Linked DNA regions of Mus musculus: region 2 is linked to region 1. The links are chromatin contacts, found by Hi-C or POLR2A ChIA-PET in ENCODE. All regions are on one chromosome and are shown on one strand. Each heading gives the region's core, a stretch centred on a gene start or an enhancer-like site at or near the end of the contact. The rest is flanking DNA. Distances are from core to core; before and after follow the strand shown. Region 1 overlaps Magi2 (membrane associated guanylate kinase, WW and PDZ domain containing 2). Region 2 holds the start of Phtf2 (putative homeodomain transcription factor 2).

Region 1 (3,729 bases), core at 491-2,990:
TGTCACTTGATTTAATCTTATTTGCATGTCAATAGGCTGGGACAATTTTCTCACTCAGTAAAATGGGTAAAGAAACCCAAATGTTACTCTAGGGTGCTCATTCAATAATTTTGGTCAAGCTACTTACCCTCTCCCTGTGTCTCAGAAGTGATTTCAGGCCAGCTCATTGCCTCGGCCATATGTGATATAATGGTGGGAGTACGAGCTATTAACATGCAAACTGTCATCACCATGGTCCTGGGCACTAACCCCCCCAGGTCTTTAGAATTCGTGTTTAACTGTTTCAGGCATATTTTCCTACACTGGCAAGTTGCTGCTTTCTATCAAATGCTAGTCTGATTTTTAACTGTAGCCCACAGTAGGGGTTTCCACTGAACACATCGACTAATTCCAGATTATTCCGAAGGTAACCAAGGATACTTGGTTTCCAAACTGAAAAGATTCATGGACATCAGTTTATGGAGAGAAGGAAGATAAGGCTGTACTCAGAGTGACCTATTCAGATCTCACAGCAAAGGACAAAGTGTGTGCAACTACTCTGATAGTTTAAAGGTGGCCAGAACTGTTGGGGAAGAGAGCAACTCCACTGTCCTCTTCCTGTCCTCGTCTAAGTCACCATCAGAAGAAGTACCATATACACATCTCAACTTTAAAACAAAGCAGGCTCCTGGTATTCATGAGCTGGGCGGACTCAAGATCACTAACCTTACCACCTACTAGTGGAAAAGAATCAACAGCCACCCAGAACTCAATATAAATGTGGCTTCTTTGTGTCCCACTCATATACTAATTCCTTAGAGAAAATAACATTCTGAGAATTATAAAACTTAAGATCTTTTCAAAGGTCATGAGACATTTTCCTCACAAATATCAAGGGTTCCTGTATTGAATTTCCCTGCTTGATTTTGCCTTGGGGTAAGAAAATTCCAGGGAAATGTTATTGCTGGTGGTCATAACTAACTCACTGAATCCAACACATCTGCCCCCTACTTGGTTTCCGGCCAGTGTTTTGTTTTATGTTATATATACTTTTTTGGAAAGTCAACATAGTTGCTTGGAAGGCAACAGAGTAAATCCTCAATGGCCTTAAAGCTAGGCTTTCTAGAATCAGTCCCGTTTATCTTAGTCTAGGAGCCATCCATGTTAAAACTACAAAAAAAAAAAAAAAAAAAAATCAAAGACAATGATTTTCTTTTCGGGCAAGAAAGCAATGATAGTTTTCAGATGAATCAATCCAAATCCCAAGGTTATTAGGCAATTGCTGAGAACTATGCTTTGAGCGACACCTAACGGCTGAGAAAATCACACACCCAACTCCTTTGAGGAGGACTCAGATCCATCCCAAGAATCGCAGAAGGCCTGCTAAAAACAGAGGAGCACCTGGTCTCTATACTGCTGGGACCTGCTGGGCTGGGTCGCTGGGCAACTTGTATTTCCACAGTGAGGTCTGAGAACCGGTGATTTATTGCCAAGTCAGTGGCCATGCTAGGCGTGACCCCAGAAATTAAGAGCAGACTGAGGCAAAGGGATTAGGCCCGAGCTGTGCCTTGAACTCTTGAGCGATGGCTGCCCGGGACGGGTGGGGGACGGAACCCCGGGGTGCGGCTGGCTGCCCTCTGGGCAGTTGAGGGATGTGGCGGGGCCCTTGAGAGCAGCCGCCTGGCTGCCAGCCCGGGTCCCCGGCATGGGGGTGGGGGAGTTAGCTGGAGCGCGGGGACGCGGCGCGCCCTAACGCCTGTGCTTCCTGTCCACAGACGAACCCCACGCCTGGAGTGCTGCCGCTGCCGCCGCCCCAGGCCTGCCGGAAGTAGGCGTCTCCCTCGAAGACATCCTCTCTCCATTCTCTCCATCACATCCAGCCCCACCCTCCGACCCTTCCCACCAGATAGGCCCAGACCCAACTTGGGATATCCAAAGGGAACACGACGTTAGGAAACCAAAGGAGCTTTCGGCCGGCGGCCAGAAGAAGCAGCGCCTGGGGGAGCAGAGGGAGCGCTCGGCGAGCCCGCAGCGCAGTGCGCGGCCCAGGCTGGAGGAGGTGCCCGGCGGCCAGGGGCGGCCCGAGGCCGGCAGGCCCGCCTCGGAGGCGGCCGACGGGAAGGAGGCGCTGCGCGGCCGGCGTGAGGGCCTCGGGGCCGCGGGCGCGCGGGAGGCCGAGGCCAAGGTGGGTGTGCGCTCGGGGGCCCGACCCGCAGCGCGGCCCACGGGGGGCGGCCCAGCGCGCAAGGCGACGATGGCGCCGGGGCCCTGGAAGGTGCCGGGCTCCGACAAGCTGCCGGGCGCCCTGCAGCCTGGCGCCTCGGCCGCGGGCAGATGAGCCCCAAGGCGAGGGGCCCCCGCCCGCCTCCACGCAGGCCGATCTTCCTGGGTTCCGTCTCACGGCGTTTTAATTTATTTCCACTGTCACACGCATAGATCTATACGAGGCGCCGAAGCCCGGGAGCGCCGGCGTGCGACGCGCGTAGGCGGCACGGCACGGTGTGCGCGCAGGCAGACCTAAACTGATCCTAAAGCCCCCGGTTCCATGGTGGGAGCTTTGGCAGCTACGGAAGAACCAAAATCACGCAAACATCACAGAGAGACAGTGCAGTGTAGCTTTAGATTCAAAAAGAGAAAAAGAAAAAAGTTCCCCCCACTGCATGAAGGATTTGGATGTCATCCAAACTTTATATCAAGAAACTGGACAAGTTCAGAGCAATCACAAACTGGAATATCGCCTTAAAAAAAAATCAAACTGCACGGAGCAAGCGGAAACTGAGACAAGATTATATCTTTTAATTGATCTAAAGTGTTGTAAATAAATCGTTCTTGACATATCTAGACAGGGGATAAAGGGTTTCTTTGAAACATCCAGAACTGTTCTCCCATGCTACGTTTCCATGGCTCCCCCTTCAGCATCCACCAACGGTATTAGCAGCAGCGTCCCCTGCCTACTGCAGGATGAGTTAGAAACCTAGTGAATTCATTGGTGTGATGCCTTTTTTACTGCCATTTCTGTGGTCAAGTCACATTTCTGTACATTTTCAGTAGTAGGGAAAAAAGGTTTTAAAAATTGTATCCTAGGGAGCAGTTTGCCGTAAGTCAGAATTTTGCAGGTTAGCTCGTAGATCCTAATTGGTTGCCTCTAAAATAATGAGTTTGATAATCAAAAGACCATAATCTGTTTAATCGAGATTGACAACGCTGCAGTTCCTTCCTGAAAAGGCTTCCTGTCATCCCAGGCACTCAGAGATACGTAGCTGCTCTGTTAGCAATCTTCTATTTTACCTATTTGATTGTCTTATTTTAAAGCTCTTCATTTGCACTTTGACAAAGTATTTGTCCTATATTTCTCAAATTAGAATCTCTAATATTGAAAGCATTATGATAACTAATTTATTTTCATTAAAGAACATAAGTCCTTTGGCATTCCTTTCTGCTTTCCTTATTTGATCTCCTTTTTGTTTCCACCTGTAGCTTTTCGCCTCCAATTTGCTAATGCTTTTTGTTACACTAACAATCTATAGATGCACCTTTATGTCCCCGGGTTACCATCGCAGGTCAGCGATTGTCCCTGCAGTAAAAACTGTCAAACGTTAACATTAGTCAGCTATCCATTGGTATTTATTGTAGCTGCACATATTTAAAGACAAAATGTCTGAAGGCATTTTGTCATGAATATGTTTTGTATAACTGAGGCTTCAACTCTTCAGATATTCTGCTCCTTACACAAGTACTTGTTGAGTAAGA
Region 2 (3,886 bases), core at 1,174-3,673, 180 kb after region 1:
CCTGTCTCTGGCTCTCAAAACCTAGATAGAATTAAAGGCACATGCTACCACACGTGACCCAAGTACCTATCCTTTAAACTCTCCATAAAGTCAGCCAGATTCCACACAGTCACAACACAGTAAGGTGCTATCCTTTGTTTAAGTATCGCTCCTCTTAAACCGCTGACTCCTGCCTGGCAGTCCTGGGCGGTGGTGGCGCATGCCCTTAATCCCAGCACTTGGGAGGCAGAGGCAGACATATTTCTGAGTTCGAGGCCAGCCAGGTCTACAAAGTGAGTGCCAGGACAACCAGGGCTACACAGAGAAACCCTGTCTCGAAAACCAAAAAAAAAAAAAAAAAAAAAAAAAACAAACCCGCTGACTCCTAAGAAGAGTGACAGTGATTGACTTCGTCCCTACATCTTTAACAACACTCAAAATTGCGTTTACACAGTGATCTGAAAGTGTTTCAAGAGAAAGAGCTTGGACTCAGCTTATCACCCCGCAACACTGTTGTCTATTAGTCTCTTTCTACCAAGTCTACTCCCATTTAACTGTAGTCCAAAAGCATACTTGAAATGTAGTCCTTGTAATTAAATTGGTTACAAGTGAATCTATCAACTTATTACCATTAAAATCTCGAACCATTAGTTAACTAAATCTTAGTTGTAATAATAGAGAATAGTAATTACTCATTGGATTATGTGACATAATATAATATATAAATAATCCAACTAATTTATGATCTTCATTTTTTTCAACATACTAACATAAATTCTCTTAGTGACGATATATGCATTACATATTCCCTACAATTATACATAAACTGAACAAGCCAAAAAGGTTTCCACTTAAAAACTGTTCAGGTCATCTTTATTTTTAGCATCAACTCTCCAGTGCCAATTTGACCTTTAAAATATTTAACTCTTGCAAGCTTGGCTATGCAAGACTGCCCACACAGTTAGATGCACTTGAAATAAATACATTTTTATGATCTACTACAATATACTAAAACTCAGAATCCTCGCCACCCAACATTAGATAGTTCTGATACTATCTAATGCATTCAACTGCTTCCCTGTGCAGGAGGCAGACTACTTCCAAAGAGGGAAAAACTTAAGAAATTTCCTGGAACCACCTTGTTTTCTGGTTCCAGACATGGCTCAGTCTACCCGGACCTCCTGATTTCTTTCCTCTGGGGTCTAGAGTCTGAATCATAAAACTCACAGAAACACCCGTTTCTTTCCCTTTTAATCTATAGCCTGTACACCAAACCTAAGTTAGGACTTGAGCTAAAGTGCACGTGGAAGTCCAGTGTTAGGAAAAACGATTTACAAAAGTACCTAGCAAATTCATAATCACTTAAAATCAAAGACTCGGAAAAAGAAAAAAGGCAAGAAACGCTTAAAAATGTTTGATGAAAGCAATAAAAAATTACTAAAGTATTACACGTAAAGTAACATCAAAGTAAGCAACGTCTACCACTGACAAAACAATTGTAAATTGCATACCTAATTTACATACACCCAAGTATGTAAAACCCACAAGGAAGATTAATTGCTCCACATTGTACTTTCCCAGTAGCACATGTTAATACAGTCCCCAGGTGTTCTCCGGACAAAAATAAAATGGTTAACAAAATGATTCCTGAAGTTTAACAAGGCAGTGATGAGTTAGAAAGCACAATACCAGAACAATACTAGAACGCTGGCTGTCAACACGAGGCGGAAACAAGGTGAAGCATGCCTATGGACCACTGCATTGTTTGCAGACCTGAAATGCCCTGCCAAGGCCCACGCGCGAGACTCGGGTAGCCGCCCCTCCGCGGTCGCTGTAGGAGCCGCAACTCCCGTGCGCCGGAGCTGCGGGAGCAGCAGCTGCCCTTCCGCGCGGGCAGTGCCTGCACGCAGGGCGACCGCTCCGCGAGCCCGCGCGCGCCTCGGGCCGCTAGAGGACCTCGCGTGGGCCCCGGCCCGGCCACCCGCCGCCCCCACACGCCCTCTGGGGACCGCGCGACCCCAAGCCAGAGGAGCGCAGGGGCGCGCGCGCCCACACCGCGCCGAGCTCCGGCCCGCAGCCGCCGCGCCCCGGCGAAGGGAGGGGGCCGCGGCCGAGCGGGGCCCGCAGGTGCCCGTGGCAGGGGGCGCCACGGCGACCACGAAGCCCGCGCCCCCATCCCGCCCGCCGCTCCGCCGCCCGGTCCGCACAGCCCTGGGATCCTGTCAGAGTGCGGCGACCTCCACATGGCCCGCCGAGCATGGAGCTGTGGCGCCTACCGTAGCCGCCGGCGCCGCGCCGCTGGGAAGCGGCTAGGAGACGCGCAGAGTCGCGAAGGCTAGTGCCGCCGCTGGAGCCCAAAGAGCTACAGCCCCGCCGCCGGCGGCGCGCTGCCTCCACCCTCGCGCCGCTCGCGCCGCCCGCACCGCGCTCCGCCTCCCGGGACGCCCCGCCTCCTCCGCGGCTCCTCGCATGACCACGGAGTCTGCGCCGCAGCCCGCAGGTTACGGGACCGGGCGAGAGGGGTGGGAGGGTCCCGGCGAGCGAGGGCGGGCCCGACGGCGGGCGTGATCGGAAAACTGACTTTTCTACCAACCTATAGGACTAAGGGGCGGGCCCAGGGGGCGCGGTCATTGCCTCCCTTTTTTATCGCTCTAAAACGGAGGGCAGTCAGTTACTGGCGGCCAAATGAACCAATAAACAAGAAAAACGGGCCCGTGAGCGCCGAACGCCGTTCGCTCTGCTCTCCGGGATAGGCCAAGGGCGGCGGGAACAGCCCCGGATGTGGGCGGAACCTTGAGGTGCGGAGGGCCTCAGCTGCGGCTGTTTGGAGAGGCGGAACTATGTCTTCTCCTTAATTATCATGTGAGGGCCTAAGAATTTAATGGGGGGAAAAGTGTGGAAGAGGATTAGGATCCAAACTGGCGGATTTCCCGACCTTCGCTGCCCTCTCGGCTCTCCGGCCAGCCGCTCTACCAGGTGAGTCGGGAGCTCGGCCCTTGTCCTGTCCGTGCTGCCTCCGGGTGACCTCACCCCTTCATGCTGCGTGCGGGCGCGTTTGCACGACGGCTATGGGATGCGTCTTGCAAAAAACGCATTAAATTCCAGCATGAGTTTGGGAGAGTCCAGATATTCCCGCGAAACCACCATGGGCATTTCCAAACCAAAGACCAGGATAGTTTAGCAGGATCCTCACGTTCCAGGGCAGATGAGCCCTAAAGTCAACCAAGTTGTAAGCAGCGAGGCCACTTATTTTGAGAAGGAAATTGTGAGCTGGTTAAACAGAGCTGTCTTCGGGTAAGGAGAGTTCATTTATAAGTATTAAGAGTAGCGGGAGAAGGGAAATGGAATGGTATGGGAAGGACCTTGGATGAGTCTACTACGCACAACTAATTACTAGATGCAGGTGTGTATTTCCATGTGTGGGGAAAGAAACTCTGAAGGTTTCAACAATGGATCCGGAATCATACGGGCAAAAAAAAACAAAAACAAAAAAACACCTTCTGTGTACAGATATAACCACCTTAAGTGAGAAATATCTATTGAGCAAATCTTAGCCTTGGACCAACACATAGAGAGAAAATGGTGGTAAAAACCAAATAAATTCTATTAAAACAGTATGTCTTTGTAAAATTGGAACCTTGTATTACCACTGTAGTTCAGCGTATGTAATCCTTAAACGTCAGTTAAATGTCAGGAAGGTCATCTCCATTGTTGAGAATACTTTTCTACAACCGAGTTTTGTTTCCACCCACAATTATAAACTTGTAACCGCAATAAGCTTAGGCCCTGGCCTCCTTTCACCTCTTGTCCTAAAATGCCTATAGTCATTGCACTCGACTTGGCACTTGTTCCTGAAGGGGGTGGGGATGGGGGAGAAAAAAGTTTGTATTATCCTGTACCATATAGA

What was found. A loop is a pair of places that touch in the nucleus more often than their neighbours do. ChIA-PET counts read pairs that join two places held with the same protein, here RNA polymerase II (POLR2A).
Region 2: a map of heart shows a loop between it and region 1 (9-fold over the local background). The contact joins the promoter of Phtf2 here to the enhancer-like site in region 1. A Hi-C loop is called at or near these places in 4 of 37 maps with a recorded cell type or tissue (Patski and heart). POLR2A ChIA-PET finds 5 or more read pairs at or near these places in 1 of 5 experiments (Patski).

What each region holds. Positions count from the first base shown.
Region 1 is chr5:20,700,316-20,704,044 of GRCm38, forward strand. It overlaps Magi2 (membrane associated guanylate kinase, WW and PDZ domain containing 2), which reads left to right. Exons shown (of 23, transcript NM_001170746.1): 23 at 1,755-3,729. The coding sequence ends at 1,811. Among named protein-coding and RNA genes, the nearest start is that of Gm52763, 21 kb to the left of the region's middle. Within about 2 kb of position 1,741, at least 1 of the 3 ENCODE cell types and tissues checked has a DNase peak (open chromatin) inside an H3K27ac peak, as active enhancers do; it is heart, where a contact is called at or near this core.
Region 2 is chr5:20,879,701-20,883,586 of GRCm38, forward strand. It overlaps Phtf2 (putative homeodomain transcription factor 2), which reads right to left and starts at 2,424. Exons shown (of 18, transcript NM_172992.3): 1 at 2,256-2,424. It overlaps Tmem60 (transmembrane protein 60), which reads left to right and starts at 2,753. Exons shown (of 2, transcript NM_177601.3): 1 at 2,753-2,955.